Linked DNA regions of Homo sapiens: all the other regions are linked to region 1. A link is a loop called in an ENCODE intact Hi-C map of the cell type or tissue named here. Cell type or tissue: B cell. All regions are shown on one strand. Links, peaks and the distances in the headings refer to the core of each region. The heading gives the core; the rest is flanking DNA.

Region 1 (7,655 bases), core at 1,219-6,218:
CACCCACTGGAGTTCACCGAGGCCCCCACCCCTCACTGGTTGTTAAATATGTTAAATCTCATCCCTGGGTCAGGTGGGGTTAAGGGACGATTATGTAGCCCATTCTCTGGTTCAGCTGAGTGATCAGAACCCTGACACAGATCCCTTGCTTGGGAAAAGGTAACACTTCCACGTAACAAAGGTAACACTTCTGTGTAACAAAACCCCACTCCAGATGTGCTTCGAACACACAGCAATGAAGCCACTGAGATCATCAGCCCACCTTCAGAGAAGCTGAAGATGGTCTCAATGCAAGGAATCACAATGACTACAAGTCTGTAAGCAAAATCTGCGGGGAAAGAAGCGAAGATTTCTCAACCTGGAGAAATAAAGCCAGAGCACAGGCAGCTCAATAATGCTTTCCAAACACAGGACATTCAAAAGCCAGTGGCCAATAAGGTGTTTAATTTTCTTTAAAGCCAAAGTCTGAGAATAAAAACTCGATTTTCTAGCAGATATGATTTAGGTCAGAACTTCCTCCAGAAAGGATACTAGGCAGTGAAGCAGGTTCCTAAGGAAGTCTGTGGAACATTCGATGGCAGGAATCTTAAGAATAAAACCAGTTCTACTCCTAGTAATTTATCCTCCAAACATGCTTATGAGTGTGCACAGAGATACATGTACAGGGATGTTCAGTGAAGCCTTGTGGTTAAAAGCAACAGCATGATCATCAGCAAAAGATAGGTTAAATAAATTACGGTCTGTCAGGCGATGCAACGCTAAGGAGCTGTTGAAAAGAATGAGGTCGGCAGCATGTCCTGGTACAGAAAAATCTACTGTATTGTTAATGAGCGCAGGTCTGTTTCTAGAATCCTCTCATTTGTGCAGGAAGAAAACGGGACACAACTTAACGCTTGTATGTGCAGAGAACATTTCTAGAAGGAAACACAAGAAACTGTTGCTAATGAATTTACTTCTGGGAAAAGGACCAGAAGATTCGAGGGGGAGGGGTGTGGAAACTTACTCGTTCCCCTAAACCTTTTCACGCTATTTAAATTTTTTTATTGTTACCGTGTACACGTATTACTTTTTCGTCTACGAAAGAAAAGAACAAAAGCTCTGAGCACTTCCGGGCAGGCATATAGAAGGAGCCAGCTACATCCCAAGGCCTCCCCACCCTCGGCCTCCAAGTCTGCCCAATCCGCTTCAAAGACACAAAGTCCAGTGGGTGAAGAAAACAGGATGATTCACATCGATAAAAATTCAACTTTAAAAAAAGTATTCTTTCTAATTTAGAACCTGGGTTAGGACTGTATTAGCATATTTCAGAGAGGCGGCATAGCAAAGTCAAAAGAATCAGGAAGTCTGGACTCCAGTTAAACAAACTCCCTGAGCCTCGGTTTTCCTCTTTGTTAAAGAAAGGTTGAGAATAATACTGTCTTTCCCATGGTACTATTATGAGGATTAAATGAGACAATGTGTGTGAAAAAAGTGTTTCGAAAAATCATAAAGGGGAATGTAGATGCTAGGCATTAATTAGTGTTATTACTGAAAAATTCAGACTACCATGATTAACTGGAAAAAAAGGAACTAGGTCTGTTTTTTTTAATGCCAAATATATAGTTTATAACTACTAAAAGTACTATCATGACATTGACTTGAATAGTCCTGCTGCATAAACCATTTTTTTTCACAAAGACAAGTCAAGGCTGGTTCCAACACTTGACTTAACTTTCAATCATTTTGTTGTAATGAAATTTTGTTATAAAAAATCATACTTCCAGTCCATTGGATCTGAAGATGAGAATGCATTTTTGAAACGAAAAGAGTGGAGAAGAAGAAAACTGCCATGTTGCCCCAGAGTTTCTTATTTAAGAGGGAAGATCAGAGAAGTGTTCATAAAGCTAAACATTAGGGCATTTAAGAACCTTCCAAGAGTGTTCCTAAACTGCTTATCCAGTCTTACTTCTTGAATTGCCCATGTCACACCTGAGATTATACCTTGGAAAATAAACCACAGCAAGTGTGCTGCTAGTCCACATTTCCACTCCATGGCAGACAGTAACTGATGGACATGGCACTCTTTCTCAGTAAGTGCAGACTCATCCTCAGAATCCTACTCAACACCATGCTCTAGGCAGCCACCCCCAAGCAACACAAGCTAGCCTGTGAGATGAAGCCCTTGTTGCCATCTTTCCCGTCAAGGAACAAAGGCTTATCACCATTTCCCAATCCGGAATTTTCTCCTTTGTGTGCCACAGCTTATGCCTTCCCCTCTGCCTGAAAGCTCAATGTCCTTCTTTCATTCCTTTTTTTTTTTTCCTTCTTCTTCTCTTTTTTTGAGACAGAGTCTTGCTCTGTCACCCAGGCTGGAGTGCAGTGGCACCATTTTGGCTCACTGCAGCCTCCATCTCCTGAATTCAAGCAATTCTCCCACCTCAGCCCCCCAAGTAGCTGGGACCACAGATGCATGCCACCATGCCTGGCTAATTTTCTGTATTTTTAGTAGAGATGGGCTTTCACCATGTTGGCTAGGCTGGTCTCTAACTCCTGGCCTCAAGTGATCTGCCTGCCTCAGCCTCCCAAAGTGCTGGGATCACAGGCGTGAGCCACTGCACCCAGCCCCTCCTTTTTGATCCATGAAAACTCTACACATCCTTCAAGTCTCTGTCAAAATGTCACCTCCTCTGAAGAAGCCACACAAAGTGCTTAACACACACAGATTGCTCAGGAACTTTTTTTCAGTGAATGAATGACTTAAAATAAATAAATAGCTTCATGACATCACCTGGTAGTTTAGCCTAATGAATAAGTGTGGGGTTTGGGAACCAAACTATCCAGGTTCAAACTCCAGCATCTTCATTAATAGCTGTGCAAACTTAGACAAACTACTCTATCTCTCTGAGTCAGTTTTCTGTTTTCTCCTTGGTGGAATATTGGGCATATTAAATTAAATAACAGCGGGCCAGGCGCTGTAGTTCACCCAGCACTTTGTAATCCCTGCACTTTGGGGGCCGATGCAGGCAGATCACTTGAGGACAGGAGTTTGAGACCAGCCTGGCCAACATAGCGAAACACCATCTCTACTGAAAATACAAAAATTAGCTGGGTGTGGTGGCACGTGTCTGTAACACCAGCTACTCGGGAGGCTGAGGCAGGAGAATCGCATGAACCTGGGAGGCGGAGGGTGCAGTGAGCTGAGATCGCGCCACTGCACTCCAGCCTGGGTGACAGAGCAAGACCCTGTCTCAAAAAAATTAGATAACCACGTAAACCACATAAAGCACTTTGACAGTGCCTGGCACATAGCAAATGTTCAGTAGCAGTAAGTGACTGTAACTATTGGTAGCCATGTTAAAGAGGGTGGCTTTGTCCTCATCTTTAAGCCTCCACACTCAGTAAAGAAATTGATACATAGTAGGTGCTCAGTCAATCTTTGTTTAATTGAATGAATCATGATACGTGTCATAGGAGCAGTACCAACACAGCATTCTGATGGCCAGCATTTATGAAGTTAATTTCTGGTTGTGGAAATTAAAAAAAAAAAAACTCAACAAAACTTCAGGGTGGGGGCTAGAAAAGTGTTAGAAATTTGAGCAGGCTGTTGAAATAGGGGCATGATTTTGCCAAGCAGACATGGAAAGTGGCAGTGGGGGGCGGTGTTGCTTCGTGGGCAGGGGGAGTCGGGGCGGAACAGGAGCTATTCTAAGGAAAAGAAACTGCTTTAGCAAAGACATAGGGGTGGGGAATCAAAGACTTAAACCACAAAGGGGAAGCTGAGCTTACCTGTGGCTGCAAAGGAGAATCCCTGAACAGGAGGAGCCTGCAGCCTTAACTAGCGCAGCCCTGGTGGGTTTGTCTGGGAAGCTGTGGAGTGTGTGCAGTGGCCCTAGGGAAGGAGCACTGCCACCTCCACCCCCACACCCTCCCTCATGTGGCAACACAGCCCTGCAAGGGTATCAGTGTGTGATGTTCACAAACTGTCCTTCCCTCTTGGTTAAGAGCATTCATTCAATCAACAAGTAGTCATGAGTGCAGGGGCCTATGATCAGCATCAGAACAAAGCAAACAAGTCCCCTGGCCTCATGGAGCTTGTGCTCCAGTGTGGGCCAGGAAATAGGCACATAGGCAACTAAAGATATTTACTGAAACTGTCCAGTGGTGATCAGGCCAGGAAGGAAAATGAAGGTGGACAATGACAGGCAGGGCGGTGGGGGTGGGCCTGCTGTCTTAGATAAGGAGATGGCATTGGAGCAGAGGGGTAGGTGAGGTAAGGAAGTGGCCATGTGGTGATCTGGGAGAAGAGCATCTTAGGTGGAGGGAGCAGTCACACAGATGTCCCAAAGTGAGAATGAACTTGGTATGCTCCAGGAGAAGCAAGCGGGCCCCTGTGGCTGGAAGCAGTGGGGAAGGGTGTGCGTGGTGGGACACAAGGCTGCAAGGGGACAGGGACAGATTCCCACAGAGTAAGGGGCATGGGTTGATCTTAACTGGGATCAGTGGATTATGGGAGGAACTGGGGGGCTTAATCAGGCAGTGATGCAATCACCTTGCACTGGCTGCTGGTGGGGGGTGAGGAGGGTACGACGGGCAAAACTGGGTGGCCACTTGCAGGCAGTGCCAGGAGTCCAGACAGGAGGATGACGGCTTAGACCAGGATGACGGCACTCCACGTGGTGAGAAATGCAAGAAGGGACTGAATATGTGACACATACAGCCAGCACTAGGTGACTCTCAAAATAGAGTATGACAGGAAGAGAAGTCCAGGTGGGTCCCCAGGTCTGGGGCCCAAGTCACTGGCCTGCATGGCTGATTCCTTTCTTTCTGTGACTCCAGCGTGAGTCAGGCACACATGTGATTTGGGAGGGACAACAGAAACGCCCAGTCCCCTCCCTCAAGGAAATAAGCCACATTAGGTAGATCCACAGTCTGCCTATGGCTACATATGCCCCCCACACCCAGAATGCAGCAGTAACACGTGCACCGGGGGCATGTGGCCGAGTCGTGGCACACACGTGTTCCCAATGGCTACCGACTTCTCATCTGGGTTAGGTTTTCCCTGCAGGGCTGGGTAAACGTCTGCTGCGTCTCCACCAAAAATCAGCCTCATGGCCTGGCCGGGTCTGGCCTGGCAAAGGAGATAAGCTGCTGAGAGCCGTGTCTGGACACACGTGGCCCTCGCCTCGGGAGCCTTGGCAAAGCCAGCGATGGAGGCCCTCCAAGCACACTTCCAGAACGCCCGGGCACAGGGACTTTGACTCTTTTTATACATGAAAAGGAAAATGAAAGCAAGTCAGGGAGTACTTCAGTTCAGAGGCAGGGCCATCGTAGGACACCAGGCACTTGACACAGAAAACCTTCCCTGAAACCCCACATCAGTGCTGGCTGAGACAGGGACCATACATGACAGGCCCCCTGTGGCTCAGCTCGGAGCCTCACTAATGCCATCTTGTTCTGACTTGATTCTTGTTCATCAAGAAGCCCCTGCTAAGAACAAACCAGAGGCTTGGCCCCCTTCTATCCCCACAGCCCAGATCCAGAACAAAGGTCATGGATGTTTTCCATGGGACTGCTGCAGACCCTCTTGTGATCTGTCTTTTGGAGAAGGAAGAATGTGTGCCCCTTTTTCGGTAAACAAATCACAGCCTTGTAATCAGAGCTTATTTTGAGGGTGCATGGAGCTCCCCACCATTTTCAGTGACTTTAACTCTTGGGAAAGGGTTTTCTCTGCGTTATGGTTTAATTCTCACTCCTAAGGTAATGCTCTGAAGCAGGTGAGGAGAAAAATCCCACTGTGCTGTTCCTAAGCCTTGTGAATATGAGAAGAAACAACAAAAGAAGGAAAAGACGTTTCACATTTTAAGGGCATATTCAGGTGCCCTAAGAACTGAGCCAGTTCGTTAAATGATTTCATTTGGAAACTTCCAGCTTGCAATTCAGTCATTCTTCAATCAGAAATACATGATTTGTCAAATATGAAATGGAATCATTAATCCCTGACAAAGTCGGAGGTACAGCAAATTGTGGCTGTGTGTGCCCCACGCTATCTTCCCCTTAACAAATTAGGTGGCCCTGTGGAAGGTATTCCAGACAGATGCCTGCATGGGGCTCTGCCTGGAAGAGGGAGGCACACTGATCATCAAAATGATTGACTTGACTGCTTTCAGACATTTAACTACCCATCCCACCCTCCCCACTATGTGCACACACACAGAAAGGGAATTTACTTTCATCTTCTAGACATCTTTTCATTTAAAGCACTGCACAAATGCAGAATAAACCAGACAGACAGGGTTATTAAAATGTAGGTTAAAATTGTATAGATCTACACAAACACAGGACCCCCTGTAAAAAGTGGTAAAATCTGAGTAAGGTCTGGAGTCCAGTTAACAGTATTAGATCAGCATTACTTCCCCAATTTTGATTTTGCACTGTAGTTATGGAAAATGAGGAAGCGGGGGTGAGGATACACAGGGACCCTGTACCCTTTGCAACTTTCTGTGAATCTATACTTATTTCAAAATAGTTTTAATTCAGCACTTTGGAAGGCCAAGGTGGGAGGACTGCTTGAGCCTAGGAGTTCAAGACCAGCCTGGGCAACATAGGAAGACCCCATCTCTACAAAAAAATAAAAAAATAAACTGGGTGTGGTGGTACATGCCCATGGTCCCCGCTACTCAGGAGGCTGAGGTGGGAGGATTGTTTGAGCCCAGGATGTTGAGGCTATAGTGAGTTATGATCGTGCCACTGCACTCCAGCTTGGGTAACAGAGTGAAACCCTGTCTCAAAACAAGAAAAAGTTTTGAAAAATATCAAATGTGCCAGTTCTAGGGTAAGTGGCTTCTGACCAACTATCATGTATGGTGACACAGGTCCTTTCAGTTTTCATTATATGCAGAGCTGTTTTGGGACAGTACCAAGAAATCGCCACAGTCATTATTTCCCCCAAAGATAGCCCAACAGAAATCACATCCCAGAGATGACAAGAAATTGATCACTAAAGGAAAAACTTAGAGTGCATGTCCTTAAGTCACCTTGTCCCAAACCCATCCTGTTGATGAAATGTCAGGCACTTCCTGTGGAAGGGTCTGTTGCCACAAATCCATGGATGTCCTCTGCCTGCCAAGCCTGGCTGGGGGTCGGGACACGGGAACCATAGCAATCCTAAGTCCAACCAGCTCTGTCCCTGGCCCACAGGTTCTCAAGTTTTAGGGTGCATTAGAGTCGTGAGGAAGGTGTTTAAAATGCCGATTCCAAGCCTTCCCCCACCCCCGCAGATCCTGACTAAGTAGATGAAGGACTGGGCCTAGGAATTTGCATTTGCAACAAGCATTTGTGATTCTGTCACAGGTGGTCCTAGGGCCACAGTTGAGGAAACAACTGGGCGCATGTGTGGGGAGGGCTCCCCACTGAGGGGGCAGAAGAAGAGCTGGCAGGCACTCGGCATCCACAGAGCAAGGCGCTCCTTGCACCAATGGAGAGAACTTCAGAGTGCCGCCTCTCAGCACATGCCTGAGATCTCCAGCCCCACGGCTTAAGGGAGGCTGCAGAAGGGCCTTGGAGCCTCCGGGATTGGTCCTGCTGAGGCTGTGACCATGTGGCATTTAGGATAAAATGCAGAGTGTGGACTCTATCATCATCACAGCTTCTCACTGAGTGCTGATGATGTGCTGAGC
Region 2 (7,655 bases), core at 1,331-6,330, 83 kb after region 1:
ATCAGCACGTGGCTGGGAATCAGGTCACTGCAGTAGGTAAGGGTTCCCAGGCAGCATTCAGAGATTGTAAGGGGCAAGCTGGCCCGGGGCAGTGTGCTGGGGAACACCAGTGTCAGAAGGGCTGAAGCATAGGGGGTCAGAGGAAGAGAAAGGCCCTCTAAGGAGACTGAGGAGGAGTGGCTAGACAGGTTTTAAACCAGGAGAGGCTGCAGTCACAAGCCCCATAAAGACAGCTCTTCATGAAAAGGGAGTGTGGTCAGCAGGGTTAGGCTGCTTAGAGACAGTAAAAGAGATAAGTGAAAATATGAATTATATTTAACAGAAATAAGTTAGAAGTGATTGGTTATATTGTTAAACATGCTTTCAGTGGTTTGGAAGTAGGCAGAAGGCAGGTTGCAGTGGATTGAAGTGTATTAAGTTGACTATTAATAGTGTATTAAGTTGACTATTTATAGATGTTTAGCTGTATGGAGAGGAGAATGGCAAAGTTTCCAGCAGGTCACAGGGTCTGGGAAGAGTTTTCTTTTAGTTTTGGCTGGAAGAGATGGAGGGCCAAGAAAGTCTTAGACAGAGAAAGCTGCTGGAGAGAGAAGACAGTCCGTAGAGTGGGAGGTGACATGAGATCCTGAGCTCAAGTAGAGGAAAGAGCCTTGGACCAAAGGCAAGGCACCTCTTCCACCAGCTCAGGAGGAAGGATGGTGTGGATGCTGCCATATCTAGGTTTGATGTTGGCAAGTTGTGGGCACTTCCAGGTGATGGCGTCTATTCTCTTTGTGACACAGGAAGTCAGGTCATTTATGAGTAAGAGGCACCAACTCTAGGCCATCCTCTCCTTCCTTGGAGCACTGTCTTCCCTGGGCCTCTCCACCGTGGAAGGTCCTCCTGGGTTTGCTCTTTTGCTCCTGCCTTTCAGCCACTCCTGTTAGCCTTTCTTGTTAGGCCTTCTCTCCTGACCGTCCTTCATACATTTCATTCCCCAGGATCCTGAGACTGTGGGGCAGAAGCCCATCATTCTTGGATGGACAGGGCAGAAGCCTACTCCCTGAGAACTGGGTTACTGGTAAAAGCAAGACTTAGGGCTGGCAACTGGCAAGGCAGTCCATGTAGAGCCAAGTGTCAGATCAGTCCGGGCCCTTCACCTGTGCCAGCATGGATATGGGGACAGGTACGTTCCAGGGTCTCTGCTGGAACAAGCATACAGGCAGCAGAAAAGAAGGGGAAGCCTGCTTAGGTAAAACAAAGCCAAGGAGATCTTCCATGGTTGCAGAGCAGGCAGCCACTATCACCAGACTGCCTTATTGGATTTCATTTTGGCGTTCAGCATGATCTTCAGTTCTTTCGTTAACTTAGCAAGGCTTTCCTAAGTGTTATGTGGAGTACAAGGCAGTTCTGTACATGATACCTCAAGTACTGAAATGAGCGCTGGACAGATGATGGCATCAGTGGGTCAGTGACCCAAAACCAGAAGTCTGGGTACAGTTCTGCTGTACTTCTGGAGGGAGTCCCAGACACTTTTTAGCTTTCACCCTGTTGGCATAGCATGTTTGGTCTGAAGAGGCCACAGTTAGGGAAGAGTACAGATGGCTAATCTGTCTTTGTTTCCTAGAACTAGACAGTGACCCTGAATATGGCCTTTTACAAATAACATGCATTTGAGGCCAGCCTGTGAAATTAGACAGAATAAGATCATTTTCTGTGATCCTTTTCATTTGAAATTTTAATTGGATGTTCAGAAGCATAAAATCATAGGGTTTGACCAGAAGGGGCTTGAGCTCATTTCCGTCCCCTCATTTAGTGACTTGTCCAAGGTTACTCAGCACATTAGTTGCTGGGTGGACACTAGGCCCTAACTCCTTGACCTTGCCTGTACTTAATGCCCTGCCTCATGATGCCTTCAGACAGTGAAGAATGTTCAACAGCCAGCCAAGTGAAAGGCCACAGGGGAGAGCTGTGAGACCTCAGTTCTGCTGCTTCTCAGTCCTGTTGATTTCCGCTGCACCTTGCTGCCCCTGCCCAAAAGGAGGCTATGCCTAGGCAGCACACGGTACTGGAAATCACCTGATGCAGAAAGAATTCTTACCTTGTCAGGGCATTTTCCTTGTGACATGCCAGGTGCTTAGAATATGCTTTTCAGTCCTTTCACCACATAATCGAATGAAATGCGCAGGCAGACTGGGTCTTGTTTTCTAACTGGCATTACACAGTTCCCTGGATTCAACCAGGCTCTGGTGAGGAAACAGACCTGTTGACACTGTTGGGAGGAGTGCAGTGCTTCAAGTGGCTACTTGGTCCCCTTCAGCCAACTGGGTCACACTTGCTCCTGTGGTCATATGGCTTCCCCTCCGTCCCTGGTTCTTTCTTGTCACCACGTCCATTTGGTCCCCTTCAGCCAACTGGGTTGCACTTGCTGCTGCGGTCATATGGCTTCCCCTTGGCCCCTGGTTCACACTCACCACCAGTGAACCTCCAGTTCTGGAATACCCCAGAGGCAGATGGTGTATGTATCTAGGTAACAGCAGCAACAAAAGCAACTGAAAAGCTTTTGAAAAAAATTTTATATTTGCTACTTTTTAAAAGATAGCTTCTTTGAAATAATCACCATGGAAGAGTCAAAATGGTGTTGGACTTTTCGTATGCATGTTGTACAGTTATGTGGTTTTTGTTAGTGAAAAAAGAAACTCAAACTTGGGGAGGCTGAGGCAGCAGAATCACTTGAACCTGGGAGGCAGAGGTTGCAGTGAGCCGAGATCACGCCACTGTACTCCAGCCTGGGTGACAGAGCAAGACTCTTTCTCAAAAAATAAATAAATAAACAAAAGAAACTCAAACTGACAAAAGATCCAAGAACAGTGCAGTAAATTCCTATATTGTCCTTCACCTTGATTTACCAGTTGTTAACATTTTGCCACATTTGCTTTCTCCCCCTATATATAACATACAGATACATACATATATACAGATATAGTTATATGTACTATATATTATAATTATTACTGTTATTTTGTTGAACCATTTGAGAGTAGGTCAAAGACATTGTGAGCTTTCATTCCTAAACACTTCAGCCTGTATTTCCGAAGAACAAGGGCATTCTCTTATGTAATCACAATGCGGTTTTCCAATCTAAGAAATTTAACGTTGATACAGTGCTATTACAGTTGGAGCATTTCTAATCTGAAAATGGAAAATGCTCCAAAATCTGGAATTTTTTGAGTTCCAAAATGACACAAGTGGAAAATACCACACATAAGTACTTAATATAAATTTAGTTTCATGCACAAAATTATTAAAAACATTGTATAAAATTATCTTCAGTCTATGTATATAAGATGTATGTGAAACAAATGAATTTAATGTTTAGACTTGGATCCCATCCCCAAGATATCTTGTTATATATATATGTAAATATTCCAAAATCTGAAAAAAATCCTAAATCCAAACCAATTCTGTTCTCAACCAATTTCAGATAAGGGATATTCAACTTGTATGGAATATACAGCCCACGTTCAAATTTTGCCATTTGTCACAATTCAAGTTGTGAGTTGCTTTTATTTTATTTTATTTTTTTATTTTTCTTTTTTGAGACAGAGTTTTGCTCTTGCGCCCAGGCTCGAGTGCAGTGGCATGATCTTGGCTGACTACAACCTCTGACCCCCAGGTTCAAGCAATTCTCCTGCCTTAGCCTCCCAAGTAGCTGGGATTATAGGCGCCCGCCACCATGCCTGGCTAATTTTTGTATTTTTAGTAGAGATGGGGTTTCGTCACGTTGGCCAGGCTGGTCTTGAACTCTTGACCTCAGGTGATCCACCCGCCTCGGCCTCCCAAAGTGCTAGGATTACAGGTGTGAGCCACTGCGCCCGGCAGAGTTGCTTTTAAGTATTTATTGGCAGGAAGAAATAGGGAGGTAGGTTCCCAAGGTCATACCTTGCACCAGCTTTCATTTGCTTTTTTATTTTAGGTTTCTGTCTGCTGGTCCTCCACTAGAGCACCCTCAACGAATAATCCTGAGACTGCTGAGGGAGCTGGGGCTTGAGTATCCTGCAGTGTTTGCATTGTTGTGAATGTTCAAGTAACAAGTCACACAGTCGATGTATTTTCCGGTGTGGACATTTAATATAAGGATATGTTTTTGTTTTTAAAGACTTCAACATTATTAGGTAGATTCTTTTACTATCGTACAAAAAATCAGCCGGTCTGCATGTATTACTAGTTTTAATAATACACTTTGGCCCCTGGACCAGAGATAACGTCCTCAATTAAAACTACAAATCACACCACTGCCTTAGCACCAGGGGGCAGAGTCGGGCTTGCTGAGACACTGGAGTGGGGAGTTTTTTAACCCGGTGTGCCATATTTGGGTTTAAATTATTTCACTCCTGATAGAAATGTGCTCACTAGTGAAATTGGTAATAAGTTTATCCTGATTTGTTTACATAGTTAAACCCCTGACTTCTGCCATTTCCCTTTTCCTGAGGTTTATATACATTTGCTCTTTTCCAAAGATAGGGAAATAGAAGCTTACTGTCAACCTCAATCAAGATGCACTGCTAAATCGTGAGGGACTCGTTTCTGTTTTCCTTTTAGAGTATTCTGCATTCACAGATAAAGTGTCTTTGTGTTACATCATGAATTTACATAAGACTGCTTTGGCCTTAGAGTATTTATAAAACATTAATGGATTAAAGAACCAGGGGATGTAGATAGGATGCTAATACCTGGTTATCATTTGGTAGGAACTGGCTCAGCAAAGTGGTTTAAATTTCCTGACCAAGCCAAACTACAGAGGTGTTTGCATTAGGACAAGGATTATAAAGAGATTATGGTCTATTTAAAATAAATCTTCAGCCTTGCTTCAGCCTCATTAGCAATTAGCAAGAAAGTGTGAAGACAGGGATTTCTTTCTTTTCATTTGGTTCTCCGTTGCATCATAAGAGGTTAGAACCCAATTAGGCATTCGGTCCTTGCCACCAAAAGTCAGCTTCCTTTGATGCTTGGCAGTCTGCCAGCTTCTTTTGCCTTGCAGTACCTGCCTCTGGACAATGTGTTTGGTACACCAGGATGTCTGATTTTATGAAATCTCTAAGTCTAGAATGCTTTCTGATAGTGATTTTTTAAAACTCAAATCTTCCCTCTTCCATAGTATCAGAAAATAGACCTTTTAGTTAGATACAGAAAATTAATTCTATTTTTGTTCCTGCCAAGACTGATGACTGTGGGCTTTTACATGTTGGTATCTTCCAAGAGCATGTTCGAGACATCCATACTTTGAGACTTACATGTCTATAGGATGGTGGGGCTCAGTTCTACAATGATTTAATGTCTTAAGAAATGAGGACACCTTTTGTGTTATTTCAGAAAGTCTAACACTTTAGAGGCTCCATAATATCCACTCTAAATGGAAGAAATCTTTTGATATATCTTGAGAGAATCTTGGTTGCCATTCATCCGCTACTTTTCAGAGAGGAGCAGTGAAACCATCAGGCCGCTTGTTGCCTGGAATAGGCCTGAGTATCCTATGTGTTCTCTCCATCCCTCTTAGACTTGGATATCAGGATTCCCATAATCCCCATTGCCCAGTGTTTTATTTGCCACAGCAAAACTTAGTATTGATAAAACTATCAGGTCGGTCATTTAGGATTGACTTTCTGTCACATGACTAGAGAAGCAAGTTCAATGAATATTAGATTTGGCCAAACCCTGTTTCTTGTACCGTTACGTTTGTGTAACTTTATGAGAATCCAGAGGCCAAAGTAAAGAAAATGGCCTGATACTAAATAAGAGCTAAATGTGGATTTAAAGAAACACTGTCAGCCTGATTAAAACAAAGGTCCGATTATGACATTTCATTACTATAATTTAGTGGTAAACGTCCTTTGGCTCTAAGGCTTTCTCCTGAAAAGCTGTCATTTGTTTGTCAAGATACTTAAAATAATAACTCTTTGTTTTTACAGACCTTGGGTTTATTCTAAACCACTTAGAAAAATGTGTCAGAGTGCTTCAAGCCCACAGATATGAAATGCCCAATTTCTCTTGGCCCTTGCCTGTTGGACATCTCCAAAGAGACTGGCTTAGTTGCTGTCGCTACAATGTGCTAATTGGCGCAGCACCTGCAATCAATTAGGGAAGCTTCAATTATCCAAACCAAAGCCACCCACCCAAAGATTAATTTTCTGCTCTATTTCCTATCAAAAACATAGCATATTTAGCTCTGAGTCTAGTCCTTTGGTGGAGTGCATTTTAGACATATAAACTACATCGTTTTCTTAATTGTACTTGTTCCTTCAATTCAGCAGCTTTCCCCTCGTGATATCACGCCCACCAGTTCTTTCAAAATTGTTCTTTTTTTGTTGTTGTTTTCTTGTCTTTCCAAAATGCTGAGATCACAGAGAAGAGATGTTAGTTGGGGAGCTTTTCTTTTGAAGTATGGATTTCTTTATTCTTTTGAAAATACCCAATCTCTTTTGCATTATAGGATCTAACTTCCACAACCTAAAAGCTTTGCATAATAGCGTATCTGAATTTAACAGCACTCATAAATACTGTTTTCTAATTGTCCCATGTCATTGGCCCATGTAAATACAAATATTTCTCTCTCCCCGCCCCCCTTCTAAAGAATGATTTTTCTCTTATGTTTCTCAGAGAAGGAACAAGCTATAAATCGGGCTGGAATTGTTCAAGAGGATGTGCAGCCACCAGGTAAACTGAAAAAAAAAAATCAAAACCAAATCTTATTTGTACTACTGTGTTGTGCGGGTTTGTGTGTGTTTGCCTTGGCGTGGAGAGTGGGAAAATGCCTTTTAGCTTAGAGACAAGATTGTGATTTTGCTATTTATTTCTCAACAGTTGCCATTTATAGATGCCACCCAAGGCGTCATTCTAATATTTCACTCCAGAATACTTTTTGCACGTTTGCCAGGTTCCTCTTTTCCATTTTATAAGTGGGCATAAAAATGTTAACAAGTGCGTGATTCGATATGAGACGTGAATAGCTGTTTGGCAGACTTATTTACCAAGCACCTATTTAAACACTCCCCTCATGGGAAAATAGTGTTTACTTGTTAGCTGTTTGAATTGATGTGGGGTTCTGCTTTGCACAAGGGCTAAAAAGCTCCCTTTATGGCTGAATGGTTAGTTCCTTTCAGAGGATCCAAGTTAGCCAGGAATGAGAGGTTTCTCATTTATTAACCAAAGCTCTTATAATCTGTGGCAACATTCTTTTTTATTTATTTATTTTTTAACTAGGCCAGATGTCGGTCTTCCTGCTATGGGGTACAATTCCTGAGCCATTTAAAAGTCCCTTATGGCAGCCATGGCTTCCTGGCCATTTAATGCCAAGGTTCCGGCAGCCTGCTCACACCATCTCAAACTACACTGTAAATTGCACAGCTCAGTTCTGATGTCATTTTGTTTGTTTGGGGTGGAGGAAAGTGGAAGGACATTTAAAAATGAATCCTGTTTTTGTTCCTGTTTCTTTCCATAGGGTTAAAAGTGTGGTCTGATCCATTTGGCAGGAAATGAGAGGGCTGTCATCAGCTCTGATTAAGAAAGGAGATTTCTTCATGCTTTCGATTCTGCATGGGGTACAGCCAGTCACCTCACCAGAGAATGACGGCTGGAGAAGAAAACTCTGTAATACCATAAATAAGAGTGCTTGTAAT
Region 3 (7,655 bases), core at 1,064-6,063, 150 kb after region 1:
CTTGGCATGTAGATGACCCTCTTCTCCCTGTGCCCTCACACGGTCTTCCCAATCTGTCGGCGTCCTAATGTCCTCTTCCTATAAAGACAACAGTCATACTGGATTAGGGCCCACCCTAATGACCTCTTTTAACTTCCTCTCTTTAAATACAGTCACACTGTGATGTACTGGGAGTTAGGACTTCAACATACGAATTGGGGGTGGGGGCGGGAGATAGAATTCAGCCTATAATAGGGTGGTAGCTATTATTGCCCCATTTCAGCTGAGGAAACTGAGGCACAGAGAGACTGGATAACTTACCTAAAGCCACAGCTAACAGAGGGTAGAGCCAGGATATGAGCCAGAATAGCCTGACTCCGAGGCCGAGGTGGGCGGATCACTTGAGGCCAGGAGTTCGAGACCAGCCTGGCCAACATGGTGAAACCCCATCTCTACTAAAAATACGAAAATTAACCAGGTGTGGTGGTGTGTCCCTTAATTCCAGCTACTCAGGGGGCTGAGGCATGAGAATCGCTTGAACTTGGGAGGTGAGGAGATGGCACCACTGCACTCCAGCCTGGGCAACAGAGCAAGACTCTGTCTAAAAAAAAGCCTGACTCCATAGCCGGAGCACAGAACCACTGCCTGGACCCCACGGCAGCCTGCAGAGGAAGATCTCAGACCAGCCGAGGAATTCAAGTCTCAGAGGTCACACCTCTTGCCCAAGGACATTGGTGGGACAGATGGCAGAGCAAGAACTCCAAACCAAGTGTTCTGGCTCCCAGCCCAACCCCAGCCCAACCTCCTTCCATCGAAAAGGGAACAGCAAAAGCTTCCAGGAAGGTAGGAAAGGGTTTGAGAATAGGAAGCAATTTGACTTTCCCATGACATTACTGGGAGATTAATGAAAAAATGGTTCCCTCTAAGAGCCTCTGAGACATGCCTTATAGGCAGGGCACCTGTGGTTCAGAACAGCCCCAGACAAAGCTGGAGAAGAAAGCAGCAAGCTCACCACCCCACCCCCCCAAGATTCCCACTCTCCCCTGAATTCCCCTCTCTGTATCCTGCAGCCCCTTTCCCTTGCAACAACAAAACAGCCATAATAATACTCACACTTACCAAATGTCTACTGTGCTAGGCCCTATTCTAAGTGCTTTTTTTTTTTTTTTTTTGACAGAGTGTTGCTCTGTCACCCAGGCTGGAGTGCAATGATGTGATCTCGGCTCACCACAACTTCTGCCTGCTGGTTTCAAGTGATTCTCCTGCGTCAGCCTTCTGAGTAGCTGGGATTACAGGTGCCTGCCACCATGCCTGGCTAATTTTTGTATTTTTAGTAGAGATGGGGTTTCACCATGTTGGCCAGGCTGGTCTTGAACTCCTGGCCTCAAGTGATCCGCCTGCCTCGGCCTCCCAAAGTGCTGGGATTGCAGGCATGAGCCACCATGCCTGGCCCTAAGTGCTTTTATATACTAATTTATTTAATCCTCTCAACAACCTGTGGGCAGAGCATGGCATTATGACCCTTTCTATTTTATATATAAAGAAGTGAATGCACAGAAGTTTGCCAGAGGTCACCTGGGAAATACTTGCTGCAGGCTGAATTTGAACCTAGGCAGTCTGGCTTGCAACCAACCCCTCATCCATTCTTCACACTGTGGAGTGGACGGCTGGTAGGGAGTTCATGGGTTAGCTCTCCATAGCTACCCCTTCACTTGTTCATTTGCTCATCCACCCAAGGAGAATTTAACACACCTATTTTGCTGACTCTGCCCCAGCCCCACACGGGATTCCCCTGTCTAATGCCTCCAGTCTTGCAGGGCAGGGAGACACTTAGAAATGACAGGGACCCTATATAATAGGATTGTGTCCAAGAGGCTCTGAGGCAAAGAACAGGGGGATTCACAGCGTAAGACAGTCAAGATCGGCTGGATAAAGGCAGTGGTGGATATGCAAGGTCTTGAAGGGCAGGTAGGTGTTTCCCAGGCAGATAAAGGGATGTTGCCTTTGGAAAATAAGAGAGAGCTATGGTGGGTATATATGGAGATGCGAGTGGGGTGAGGCAGGAGGAGAGCACAGAGGAGAAGCTAGCTGGGTGCTGTGCTGAGGAGGTGTTTCATCCTAGAGGCTATGGCATTTTAAAGCCCCTTTGGGGCTGGAAACAGCATGGTCTTCAAACTCCATAGTAGCTTCCCATCATACATAGTCTAAAACCCAAAGTCCCCACTGTGGCCTAGAAGGCTGTACATGATGTGGCCTCCCAGCCCAGGATCTCATCTTTGCTCTCATCTCCCCCCAACTATTCCTATCTTCCTGCTCTTCCTCAAACAAGCCAAGCCTATGACCTAGACATTGAACTTGCTGCTCCCTCTGCCTGGAACTCTCTTTAGCAGAGTTTGGCTTAATCGGCTAATTACATTCAGCAGAGCTTTAGCATGGCTCTCAATAAATGCTTACTTGTTAAATGAATGAATGAGGTCTATTTTATGATATTTCAATTCATTGAAAGTAAGTATACAGACAGCTCTCAGCCATCTAACTGGGCTGAATAATGAACCAGGACACACTGTCGCCCTTCGGGCTGGCCTGATGGCCCTGTTAGGTCTGGACTGTCACTGGGTTGCTAGCAAATCCTCCTGAGCGGGTGTGGGCTGCAGTCAAAGCGAGGCTGCTTAGCAATTTGGCTCCTCAGCCTGTGGCTGCAGCTAACAACACTGCTGCCACAAACACGTCTCAGTAGCAGAAAAGAAGCCGTGAAATTGCCTGAATTGAGGAGCTGACGGGAAAGTAAAAGGGGCCTGTCAAAATCCAAGTAAACTAAAAGGCAATTCCTCCTTGCCACTGATGCACTTTTGACACTTGGAAAAGGGGAGAGAAAAGTCTCTTCCACTTCGCATCCAACCTATACCCTCCTTTCCTCTGTCGTCTCCCTGCACTCATAACAGAGAGGGACGGAGAGTCCTACAAGCTGTTGGGTGACCGTGGCCCTAGGGCGAAATGAAATCGCTGGCCGCATTATTAGGGAAACATGGTCTTGACAATTCTGGATGATCAAAATAGCAATAAAGTCTTTGATGGGAAAGACAAAAAGCACCCTACTTCTCTCCCGGGTAGCAGAGTGTCCAAATAAATTGTTTCGATAATTAGCAATTCATTCATGTTCATCCGTACTCAGTACTCGCCTCTTGTCTTTGTTCTTGGTTATTTCAGAACAAAACAAAAAAAAACTAAGGTGGGCTCCCAAATTTTGCCCCCTAACTCAGTGCTCAAGTTTATTTCTCATGTTATTAGTCTTTCCTGTGAATGATAACATCAGCTGATTATAAATAAATCAAGGTCCTTTTCTAGCAGTTACTGCTAAAAGTTAATGTCTCAGGCAGGATAGGGCCTATTTCAATATGCCTTAAACATGGGATGGAGCAGCTAAGCCATTTGCGCTCAGAATGCTGGTGAAGAAATTAGGGCTTAATGAATCCTGAAACAACCAGCCTCTCCTCTCCTATATGGAGAAAAGAAAACATGGCTCGCAATTTTAAATGTGAACCAACAACTTGTTTAGAAATTGTTATTTAGAGATAGTGGCAGTGGGGGACTCTGGAAAGCAGATGTCTTCACACCTCATGAGAGACATTGTTTTCTTAGGAAAGGCTGAGGTCGCCCCTCAGAGATTCTGATGATGAAATTTGGAGCCCACGTTTCCTACAATTCTGTGCATGCGGATGGCGGGTTTTAAATGCCCAGAATGTCCAATTTGCTAGGGGCCTCTTGGGGGTTAGGTAATTGCCTGGCAGCTTCTGCGGGTTCTACTGGCAATGGGCTCAGTAGAGTTACTCCTTGAAGATTTCAAGGCAAAGTGACTTCCCAATATTTGCAAATTGGCAAGCTATGAAGGTTTTGAAAAAAGCAGATGGAGGTTGGAGAGCTCGGAGCAGGCGCCGGAAATCTCAACTCAGAGAATGCGCGGGAGCCAGTTCTCCATCGGAGCGCTAGATGGCGCCAGCAGCCTGTCCGGGCTGAACCGCCTTCACCCTCCTCGTTCTCAGGGCGAGGCTGGCCCATAAAGAAGTGACTGTGGAACAACAACAACAAAACACCCAGAAAAGGCTTCCCGTTGCTTCAGGAGCACCGAGGGTGAATGTGGAAGGTGATTGGTGACACGTCTAGCTCTGGACGGCAGCACGTGGGCTGGCCGACAGGTTAGGAACCACTGCTGTGTGCTGTGTTGCATTGCTCTCCAATTGTCAGTACCGGGACTTTCTGATGACGGAGTCTCACTCTGTCACCCAGGCTGGAGTGCAGTGGTGTGATCTCTGCTCACTGTGCCCTCCGCCTCCCGGGTTCAAGTGACTCTTCTGCCTCAGCCTCCCGAGTAGCTGGGATTACAGGCTTGCGCCACCACGCCTGGCTGATTTTTGTATTTTTAGTAGAGACGGGATCTCACCATGTAGGCCAGGCTGGTCTTGAACTCCTGACCTCAGGTGATCCCCTGGCCTCGGCCTCCCGATTAGCTGGGATTACAGTCGTCAGCCACTGTGCCCAGCTTCTGATTGTCTTTTTACTCTTTTCTATCCCTGTTCTCTACTCCAAAGGCAGCTGCTTTAATGTGATTCATGCATATCCTTGAATTCATATTATCCATAGAAAAAAATCTGTGATCTCGAGCACGCATGCATGCATGTGCGTGCGCGCGCACACACACACACACACACACATTCAAAGAGTTTGAGTAAGAATGTACTTTTTAAAAAAAGCACCTAATCCACATTAACATTGCAAATTAGAAATCCAAAATCTAGGCTGGGTATGGTAGCTCATGTCTGGAATCCCAGCATTTTGAGAGGCTGAGGCGGGAGGATTGCTTGAGGCCAAGAGTTTGAGACCAGCCTGGGGAACATAGCGAGACGCCATCTGTACAAAACAAATCAAAACAGATGTGGTGGCGTGCACCTGTAGTCCCAGCTACTCGGGAGACTGAGGTGGGATGATCCCTTGAGTTCAGGGCTGCAGTGAGCAATGATCATATACCAGTGTACTCCCACCTGGCAACACAGCAAGACCCAATCTCTCTAAAGTTAAAAAAAAAAGTTTTCATAAAAAAAGAAAAGCATGCAAAGTCTAAGAAGGACAGACAAAGAGCTCGAGGTTTCACATTGGGTTGGGACAGCACTTGGCCTCCATCCCAGGCATCTTGATTCACAGGTCAGTACTTCTTCCACCAGAGCACGCATAGATTTTTAATTCACACAAATGAGTTATTAGTCTGGATCTAGCAAGAAAATTAGAAACCACTCTAGGTCTTTCAAACAGAGAAAATTTAATATAGGGAATTGGTTACCCAAGTTGATAGGCAAACTGAGAAGACAAACAGGTGACCCAGAGATTATCAACCTCAGGAAGCCACCATGACCCCTAGGGCTGGAGCAGCAATAGGAAGGATGATGCTACTGCTTTATGGCTGGGACTCCAATGTAGGGACCGCTGGCAGGATCTGAAACAGTCGAGGAGGGGCCATCTGACAGAAGGCAGAGCCAAGGAAGAGAAACAGGGTTGTGGGAGCTACCGGAGGAAAGACATAGAGAAACACCCTGGCTCTCCCTTCTTCCCCTCTCTAATCTTCTACCAGTTTCCCATTCCCTAAACCAACCCACAAGCCAGAGCCATGAGAGCTGGCAATTGTAGTTCCCTAGGATATAAGGAAGAGCAGAGGAAAGGCAGAGATGGATTGAGAACAAACTGGCAGTTTGGCATAGGCAGAATGGTGATGTGCTGAAGGTCCTGCTGTTATAAATGTTCATGTGTGAGGCCAGGCGTGGTGGCTCACACCTGTAATCCCAGCACTTTGGGAGGCCGAGGCGGGCGGATCACCTGAGATTGGGAGTTCCAGATCAGCCTGACCAACATGGAGAAACCAACATGGAGAAACCCCATCTCTACTAAAAATATAAAATTAGCGGGGCGTGGTGGCAGGTGCCTGTAATCCCAGCTACTCCGGAGGCTGAGGCAGGAGAATCGTTTGAACCCGGGAGGCGGAGTTCGCAGTGAGACGAGATCGCACCATTGCACTCCAGCCTGAGCAACAAGAGAACAAGAGTGAATCTCTGTCTCAAAATTAAATAAATAAATAAATAAATAAATGCCCGTGTGTGTGTGTGTGTGTGTGTGTGTATGCATGTGTATGCATTTAATACGGAATTGAGGTGAAGCATGTAGGCTGCCTGGTTGAAATCTCAGCTCCTCTGCTATGTAAGATGATAAGCAGTTTACTGAACTTTTCCATGCTTCTCTTTGCACATTGGAGATAATGATGCTGTGTACCTCATGGGATTTGGTGAGAACTGAATGAGTTACACTGTGTCAAGTACTTGGAATGGGGCTGGGTACAAAGTAGTATTCGATGTCCTCTATTATGTTTTTTAAGATCTGCCCATGTTACTGTGTATGTGCATCCAGTTTGAGGCTCGTAATTGCTGCACAGAGCCCCATAATGTGTGAGCACCACATTTTATTTATCCAAGGAAGCACGAGGCAAGTCACTGATCCTCTGTCCACTTTCATTTGGGATGACCGGAGTGGTAGATATTGAATTCAGGCAACAACATATTTCGGAAACAAAATTAGATGGTGCGTGTAACTGGTGCATGAGTTTACTGAAATCCAAGATGGTGCTTTTGCTTCACTTGACTTGCTTCATTTTTGACTTTTCATAAATGAAGATAACTTGGCTTTTTTCTTCTGAGTACAGTTCCATAAGGGTAAGTGCATGTCTCATAATAGTTTTACTAATGGATCACCTGCCCTGATCCTCACAGCTGCTTTGTGAGTTAGGTATTGTTATCAGCTGAGAGAAGTGAGGCTTGGAGGAGTTAAAAAAAACCCTCCCAGTCGCTGAGCCAGGACTGAACCCAAGCCTGTGGCTGGTCACTCTGCCATACCGCCTCCTTAAGGCAGTCACAGAGAGCCTGGCCCATGGAGTGGGAATTCATCTTTCACTATTACCAGGACTGGGGATTGAGTCCATGGGCCTGAAATTTGGGTGAGAAGGGGCAGAATCTGTTAGCAGACAGCCAAAGAGCCACAGGCAGGACCTGAGATGGGGTCAGAGCCCAGAGTGTGAGAGAAGTGACTCTAGGTCTGGAATTACCCAGGGGGATACTGGGAATCCTTGCCTAAAGGCGGAGTTGGCTGGCGGGAGAGGCAGGCTCAAAGGGCCAAGATCTTGGTGGCAGAACACAGAGTTGGCAGCTTTATATGATTTCAGTGACGGATTACTGTAATGCCCCATTGTGTCATTGTAACTGATGGCATTTTGTAATTGAAAGCTCAGCCAGTGTAGAGTGTGGTTCATTTGGACAATTGCTGTGCACTTTTAAGGATGGATGTGGACCATTTATCTATGCCTTGTTGTCTCAGCAGGACTAGAATCAATGCTAATGAGACCAGACTCATTTTTCTAAAGCACCATTTCTATCATGTTGCTCCTGGGTGAAAAACCTGCGATGACAGCCCATTACCTTCAGGGAAAGGCCAGTGCCACGTCTGGAATGGCTTTGGTGACTTCCACACTGGCCCCAGGCTGCCTTTCCTGCTTGGCCTCCCTCTGCCTCCCAGATGCACCCTATACCACCAGGCTGATCTACATACGGCCCCCTGAACCCTCAAACCTTCAACATGCTTTGCAC
Region 4 (7,655 bases), core at 938-5,937, 570 kb after region 1:
CACTTACTGGGCTCAGGTGGTCCTCCCACCTCAGCCACCTGAGTAGCTGGGACTACAGGCACTCACCACCATGGCCAGCTAATTTTTGTATTTTTTATAGAGACGGGGTTTCACTATGCCGTCCAGGCTGATCTCAAACTCCTGGGCTCAAGTGATCCGCCTGCCTCAGCCTCCCAAAGGATTACAGGCATGAGACACCGTGCTTGGCCAAGAAGGTAAAGCTATTTAATTGGTAGTTTTAATCCTCAAAGATGAACAAGTGAAAACAATATTTAAGATTCATACTGCCAGGTACTGTTATTCAGGCTTACTAAATTTCTGATTATTTTATCGTACTTTACTAATACAACTTAAACACTGATTTAGGGTTAAAGATGGGAAGAAGTTGGTATCTGTAGTTTGGGACATAGCGTACCAACTCAAATTAGTGGTCCTTTTTTTTTTTCCCACGAAGTTGATATTAGAAATTCAGTATTTTTTTTTTCATAAATAAAATTTAGTGTGTGTTTATAGCAAGTTTTCTGCTTTTTAAGCAAAACAGAAAAAGTTAACACCCATCATTATGGAGGAAGAATCTAAAAGGCCAGCTGTGCACCTCATAGTGAATCCGAGGTAGAAACAGTTTCATATTGGCTCCAATCATGAGCCAGACATGATTCCCAAAGTGCTTTATAAATATTTTAAAGTTGTAATCCTCGTAACAATTTTGTAAAGTAGTCATGTTATGATCCAAATTCTGTGGGCAACGAATCTGAAAATCAGAGACTTTAAATGTGTCCAGGTTGACATTAGTTAGGAATCTGTGGAGCTAGGGTTGGAACTCTTGAGGGCCTAATTTTAAATATTTACCCTTTTTACTACCCTAATTGCCATACCATTCCATTTGCGTTTGAGTGTTGGTTATCTAGAGCAGGGATTGAGGAGGAAAAGATCCTTTAAATACTTAAACTTTGTAAACTTAACTTTGCCTAGGACTAACCCTTTTCCATTACCTAGGTGAGATTGGGCTAGCCCAATTGAATTATGAATAGATGTGTGTTTATCATATAGCTTCAAATTTAGGCAAGCTGCTTTTCTTTTCTCTGGATTTTTGAAGATGCATTTTAGTACAATTGAATTCACTTATTCTTTATTTCTGATTGGCTATTGTGTGCTAGGTTTTATGCAAAAGGACCTTTACTAGGAGTTTTAAAAGTCACTGTGTCATTTAATACCGGGATGTATAACTGAGGCCCGTTGGAGATAACAAAAGGGGAAGACCTATTTAGAAAATTGTGTTAAAGTCCAGATAAGGTTCCTGTTTGTTAGTTACTGTTAAAAAATACGGCCCGGCATGGTGGCTCATGCCTGTAATCCCAGCACTTTGAGAGGTCAAGGTGGGCGGATCACCTGAGGTCCGAGGTGCCACTGCACTCCAGCCTGGGCGGCAGAGTGAGACTCCGTCTAAAAAAGAAAAAGATCCAACATATATAGAGAGCTGTAGTGGTTTGTCAAGTTAAAATGGAAAATTTAACCATATCTTTTATTGTAGTAGCTTTTATTTTTCTTTTTTCTTTTTGAGACAGAGTCTCGCCTTGTTGCCCAGGCTGGAGTGCAGTGGTGCAATCTTGGCTTACTGCAACCTCTGCCTCCTGGGTTCAAATGATTCTCCTGCCTCAGCCTCCCAAGTAGCTGGGATTACAGGCACCCACCACCACGCACAGCTAATTTTTGTATTTTTAGTAGAGACGGGGTTTCACCATGTTGGCCAGGCTGGTCTCGAACTCTTGACCTTGTGATCTGCCCGCCTCTGCCTCCCAAAGTGCTGGGATTACGGGCGTGAGCCACCGCACCCAGCCTATTTTCAATTTCTGTGTATTATTTGGGCATGGCCTAGCTGGTCTAAAACCCCAGTCAAAAGAAAGCTTTAACAATCTAAGCTTTGAAGTCCTCTAAAAAATGAACAAAAATGATGAAAAGGCCAGAGTAACTACTTTCCTATATTTTTACTGATTTGTATTGTTAAAAATTTCAAAGTAGACCTGCATTACTTTATGATAAAGGGGAAACCCATTAAATTTACTTGATTTTTTTAAAAAACAGGTGTTAGTAGTAAAGGACTGCTAATGCTAATCTAGCCCTCTGGATGTCTGTCAAACTGCCCTGGATTCAGAGAAGTGTTCTGGGCTCTTACTTGGTGGTGGAGTGCACAGTGGGAAGAGGATCTGTCTTCTTTCTTGCCGATCCTGGTTCAGGCCTTTTTGAAGAGTTGCAAAGGCGTAAGGCGTGAGGTTACCTGGGGGCATGATCACAGTCCTCTTGGCTGTGTCTTTTTGGCATACAAAATAACTCCAGTGAGTGATGCTTAAAAATACTTGGTTAGGAAATTTTATCTCCAAATTTAAAATTGTTCTTGATGTTAAATATGGTGCCTAATAACTAGTATTTATTTGCATGGCACATCTAGTACCCCATTTATATTAGTGATTAATTTCTCATTAAGTAAGATCTTAGGTTAAAGAATAAACTTTTTAAAAGATTATTTTATCTAGAGCTTTCTTGAAGGAAGTAATTAAGCAGTAGCAGTAATGATGCTGTTAAAACAATGAACAGTAAAGTCATTTAGACTGATTCTGAAGTCATATTGAGATTTGTGTTAATTGGCCAATTGTGGCATGCAAAAAGTTCCTAAATATGGTCCTTGTGAACTGAATAATCATCAAAGGTTAGTGATGATTCTGCAAAGGTAGCAAGATAATGCAAATATCATGAGTTTGGATTCTGTTTAACCTAATTTATTTTATATATTGGAATGGATAAAAAGCCTTCTTTGAATCTGTAAGGCAGTTTTCAGACATCATCTCAAGATTTGAGGAAATCAGTGGTTGAAACAGTCTCTGAAAATAAAGACAACTGTGAAAGGAGTAAAATTTTAAATGTGTGCATATCGCCACCAAGTGGCAGAGAAAGTATTGTTTGTTATAGTTGATAGAGCTGCTAGGGAAGATGAGAAAATAAAGGCAACGTGTTTTATAGGATATCTTTTTATAGCAGCAGTTAAATTCTGTAAGCTAACCACTTTTCAGACTTTTCACTGAGTGTTTGATACATATTGACCAACTGCCCAAATTTTAAAAAATAGTCAGTTTCACACACCTGGCCTAAAATACACCACATAAGATATATTTTAGGCCAGGTGCAGTGGCTCATGCCTGTAATCCCAACACTTTGAGAGGCCAAGACAGGAGGATCCCTTGAGACCAGGAGTTCAAGACCAGCCTGGGCAACATAGTGAAAGTCTGACTCTGTCTTTAAAATTAAATAAATAAATAAATAAATAAAGATGTATTTAAGTTTTCTTCTGTTAATTTGGTGGCCTTTTATTTTTACCCCACTCCCTTTAGTTTCTTTTGCGTGTATTCTTGCCTTTTTTTTTTGTATATATGCTGACTTTTATTCAATCACTAGATTTTTACGAAGTATGGGCAACAACTTGATTTGTTTGCCGTATTTTAGGGGATGATGATATTGGGATGTTTAAGGTATGATTTTATCAGCAATATAGAAATAATTTGAATGTTTAGATTATATTGGATTTGCTACTTCCATCATGGCTTTTTGAAATAATTTAGAGTTGACTTTTTTTTTTTTAAAGACTCAGACTATTGAAAAGTCTTCATTTTTCTTATATTTATTACATGATTGGAAAGCACTTTCAAGATAGAACCTTGGTCAGTGTTTTGAATAGAGAATTTTTTATCAACCTGATTTTTACCATTTCATGCATTTTGTCACAGTACTTTTGAGAAAACCAGCACTACTCATTCTTTTATCAGTTTAGCTCTCTTTATATTTTTCAGATGTGAAATTAAGAAGTACCATTTATGGGCCAGGCGCGGTGGCTCACGCCTGTAATCCCAGCACTTTGGGAGGCCGAGGCGGGCGGATCACGAGGTCAGGAGATCGAGACCATCCTGGCTAACATGGTGAAACCCCATCTCTACTAAAAATACAAAAAAAAAAAAAATTAGCCAGGCGTGGTGGCGGGTGCCTGTAGTCCCAGCTACTCGGGAGGCTGAGGCAGGAAAATGGCATGAACCTGGGAGGTGGAGCTTTCAGTGAGTGGAGGTCGCGCCACTGCACTCCAGCCTGGGTGACAGAGCAAGACTCCGTCTCAAAAAAAAAAAAAAAAAGTACCATTTATGATAACTCATTGAGATTTGACTACTGTATTTGGCATATAGGTTGCGCATTCCCAATCCAAAAATTCGAAGTGCTCCAAAATCTGAAAACCCCGAGTGCCAACATGACCCTGTAAGAGTCTTGCTCTGTCATCCAGGCTGGAGTACAGTGGCACTATCTTGGCTCGCTGCAACCCCACCTACTGGGTTCAAGCGATTCTCATGCCTCAGCCTCCTGAGTAACTGGGACTACAGGCGTGCGCCACCATGCCTGGCTAATTTTTGTACTTTTAGTAGAGACAGTGTTTTGCTATGTTGGCCGGTCTGGTCTTGAACTCCTGGCCTCAAGTGATCTGCCTGCCTCAGCCTCCCAAAGTGCTGGGATTATAGGCATGAGTCACTGCACCCAGCCTGGAGCATTTTAGATTTGGGATGTTCAACCACTAAGTATAAATGCAAACAATCCAAGGTCTGGGGAAAAAAAATTCAAAACACTGTTGGTCCCAAGCATTTTAGATAAGGAATACACAACCTGTACTAAAACACAGCTCTTTTGAGTTTTATAGCTGATACACCAATTTACTAAGGAGTCTTAACATCAATGTTCAATTAAAAAAAACAGGAGATGTGTTTCCAAAATTGATGCCTTCTCAACCTCCTGAGAGTGTGCCAACCTAGGTATTTGACTCTGTGCCATAGTAAGCATTGGGTAGCTCCCAGCATTAGAAGCCAGAAAGCTCCCCTTTGTAGACTTGAACTGAACCCACTCCAAAACTAGCCCAGCTAATCCAGGCTTCCCTCCAAATTTAGAGTGACCTGGAACTGGGCCCACTAACTTGGCTGTGACCTTTATATCCTTGGCCTCAGTGTAAGTATACAGGCATGAAAACTGCTCTTTTCTATTGGATTAGATAAATGTGAGAGGACTACAGAGACTTCCCTCCTCCCTCAGTTAAATCCGTAGGGCCTCCTTGGTCTACTTGTCCGCTACCTCTGGCTTCGCTGCCTGTTAATCCCCCTCTTGCTCTGTACTCCAGCCGCTCTGGTCTGTTGGTTGTTTCCCCACTGTTGGTCACAGTCCTTCCTATCTGAGAACCTTTGCACTGGCTCTTTCCTCTGTGGAAATGCTCTTGCCCCAGGTGTCCACATGGCTTTAGGTCGTGACTCAAAGTCACCTTCTTAAGGAAACTTTTCCTGACCACCTTGGGCCGTCCCCATTTCAAGTACCCCTTGCCTGCTTTATTTTTTTCTCCCCATACTTATCACCAGCTAATGGAGTACATATGCATGTTATTTCACTCATTTATCTGTTTTTATTATCTCTCTCCTATTAGAGTGTAAGTTCCATGAGGAGAGGAATTTTGTCTAATTTTTTTGTTTATTTTTACTGCTATATCCCCAGTATCTGTTACACACTCAGGATATAATAAATAATTTGGAGAATTAATGAATATTAAATAAACCCAGCTTACTTCTTGTAAGTCATATGTAAATTGCCTCTAAAGTAGTCTGGTTAGGGTTGAGCAAAAAGTAGGTTCCATTAATATATTTTCAGTCAGTTCAGTAGATAATATTGTAGAGGCTGAGGGGGAAGCAAACAAGAAGTAGATACTACCACCTTCAGGAAGACCTGAGCACCAAATCCAGCCTGCTGGTGTCTGCTTGTGTGTGCACATATGCACATAAAGTTTTTTTCTTTTAGTCTGCACGTTGTTGGCCTACAGAGTGTTAATAAGTGTAAATTAGTTGCCAAATTTAAAAAAACAGTATTTCATATAAAATTTGATTTCAGTCATCTATTGAACAATTGGAGGACGGGACCAACACTAGGCCTGCATGCCCATAGTTCAGCCACGTGAGTGTGAGTGGGTATATATACACTAGTGGCTGATTATCATTGCATTTAAGCTCTGGGTTTTCTTATACTAGGATTAAGAAAAGTAAGCCATTTTCTGTACTAATAACAGTACAAGAAGTGAGAATGACAATGGAGGCTGTGTGTTTCAAGAAAGAAGAGAAGGAAACTACTTCTTTGGGTAACTAAAGGATATTCCTAATTTTTTTTTTTTTAAGACAGAGTCTCACTCTAACCCAAGCTGGAATGCAGCTGCACTATGACAGCTCACCACAGCCTTGACCTCCCAGGCTTAGTTGGTCCTCCCACCTCAGCCACCAGAGTAGCTGGGACTATAGGCGCCTGCCACCACGCCCACTAATTTTTGTATTTTTTGTAGACATGAGGTTTAGCCATGTTGCCCAGGCTGGTCTCAAACTCCTGGGCTCAAGCAGTCCGCCTGCCTCTGCCTCCCAAAGTGTTAGGATTACAGGTATGGGTCACCGCGCCCAGCCTGGATATTCCTGTTTATTGTACGCGCCGTTCACCCATTTATATTACTTATGTGGCTACTATAGTTAATTCGAGTTTTCAGGCCCTCTAGAGAGATATGGCATAGATGTTTTAAAGTGTGTACAAGTCAACATTATAATTGAGCAAAGGTGAATTTACACCCTATATAAGGACTGGATTGATGGTCTGAACTATGTAAAATATGAGCCTTGAGCTAGGCTTTGCAATAGATAATATTTTTAATTGCTAAATAAAAGATTATAAGAAAATCATTCTCAGAAGAACTTGTGAAGGTGGTTTTTGACAACTAGCAAAACAAACCTGTCATATTCTGTGAGTTGAAAGAATACAGTGTATTGTTCTTTGAGCATGAGATATTTCTCAGATATCTACAGCGCACCAGGTGTTCCAAGTGTGTATAAAATTCAAAGATATATAAAACACAGCACTGCTCATAATCAGGAGATCCATGTATTTTTGGCTCTTTTGCTTAGTTTTATTAATATTTTGGATGTTTCTACTATGGACAATGCTCTAACACAATTTTCCAGGTTAATTACCACATTAAGTTAAATGCAGTATCCATAATAGTAATGTCACTCATTAATGATTGTGTCATTTTGAATAGGCCTTAATTAGTAATTACAGATTTTTGTGGTGGTTTATCGTGTTTTGTAATATGTTAGAGTACACTGGATTTGCTGAACTCTGGTAATTTAGAACTCTGAGCCATACAAAGAGAAGTTCTGTACTCTAAAAAGTATTTAATCTAACTGTATGCATAACTCCAATATTTTGCCTGAACAGATTTAGTCATTGTGGAAGTCCCGATTTCTGTCCTGTGGGCATGATTATTTGCATTACAAAAGGCTTCACCAAAATTTTTCATTGGGGAATAGGTGCATTTCAATATGATTTTGTATTCATAATGTTCAAGGAAAGGAAATGCTTTATTGAATCTAATTGATTTTTGCTTCTTGTTTTTTTTTTTCCCCTATTATTCTTCAGGTTTTTTTGCCCACCTCCTTGTGTATATCTTATGGGCAGTGGATGGAAGAAAAAAAAAGAACAAATGGAACGCGATGGTTGTTCTGAACAAGAGTCTCAACCGTGTGCATTTATTGGGATAGGAAATAGTGACCAAGAAA

The links. Peaks named below come from ENCODE experiments on the same cell type or tissue, not always from the same donor. Only the 100,000 strongest peaks of a DNase experiment are listed, where the experiment ranks them.
Region 2: a loop joins it to region 1, with 4 times the contacts of the local background. A loop is called at or near these places in 10 of 110 quality-filtered maps.
Region 3: a loop joins it to region 1, with 11 times the contacts of the local background. A loop is called at or near these places in 8 of 110 quality-filtered maps.
Region 4: a loop joins it to region 1, with 27 times the contacts of the local background. A loop is called at or near these places in 8 of 110 quality-filtered maps.

The regions. Positions count from the first base shown.
Region 1 is chr4:25,838,731-25,846,385 of GRCh38, forward strand. All of the region lies in intron 2 of SEL1L3 (SEL1L family member 3), which reads right to left. Among named protein-coding and RNA genes, the nearest start is that of SEL1L3, 20 kb to the right of the region's middle. RefSeq lists an enhancer at 4,803-5,571 and a silencer at 7,177-7,471. In B cell, for the core only: CTCF peaks have their summits at 3,660 (motif pointing right) and 3,859; DNase peaks (open chromatin) are centred at 3,681 and 5,221; H3K4me3 peaks cover 496 bases; H3K27ac peaks cover 3,205 bases.
Region 2 is chr4:25,921,677-25,929,331 of GRCh38, forward strand. It overlaps SMIM20 (small integral membrane protein 20), which reads left to right. Exons shown (of 3, transcript NM_001145432.3): 2 at 6,637-6,693; 3 at 7,478-7,655. The coding sequence ends at 7,515. Among named protein-coding and RNA genes, the nearest start is that of SMIM20, 11 kb to the left of the region's middle. RefSeq lists a silencer at 4,237-4,286. In B cell, for the core only: CTCF peaks have their summits at 4,292 (motif pointing right) and 4,492; DNase peaks (open chromatin) are centred at 4,305 and 4,995; H3K27ac peaks cover 290 bases.
Region 3 is chr4:25,984,339-25,991,993 of GRCh38, forward strand. No RefSeq gene overlaps it. Among named protein-coding and RNA genes, the nearest start is that of SMIM20, 74 kb to the left of the region's middle. RefSeq lists an enhancer at 4,038-4,237. In B cell, for the core only: a CTCF peak has its summit at 3,962 (motif pointing right); DNase peaks (open chromatin) are centred at 1,182 and 3,993; H3K27me3 peaks cover 584 bases.
Region 4 is chr4:26,407,960-26,415,614 of GRCh38, forward strand. RBPJ (recombination signal binding protein for immunoglobulin kappa J region) reads left to right here. Exons shown (of 11, transcript NM_015874.6): 4 at 7,516-7,655. Among named protein-coding and RNA genes, the nearest start is that of CCKAR, 79 kb to the right of the region's middle. In B cell, for the core only: CTCF peaks have their summits at 2,947 (motif pointing left) and 3,146; a DNase peak (open chromatin) is centred at 2,932.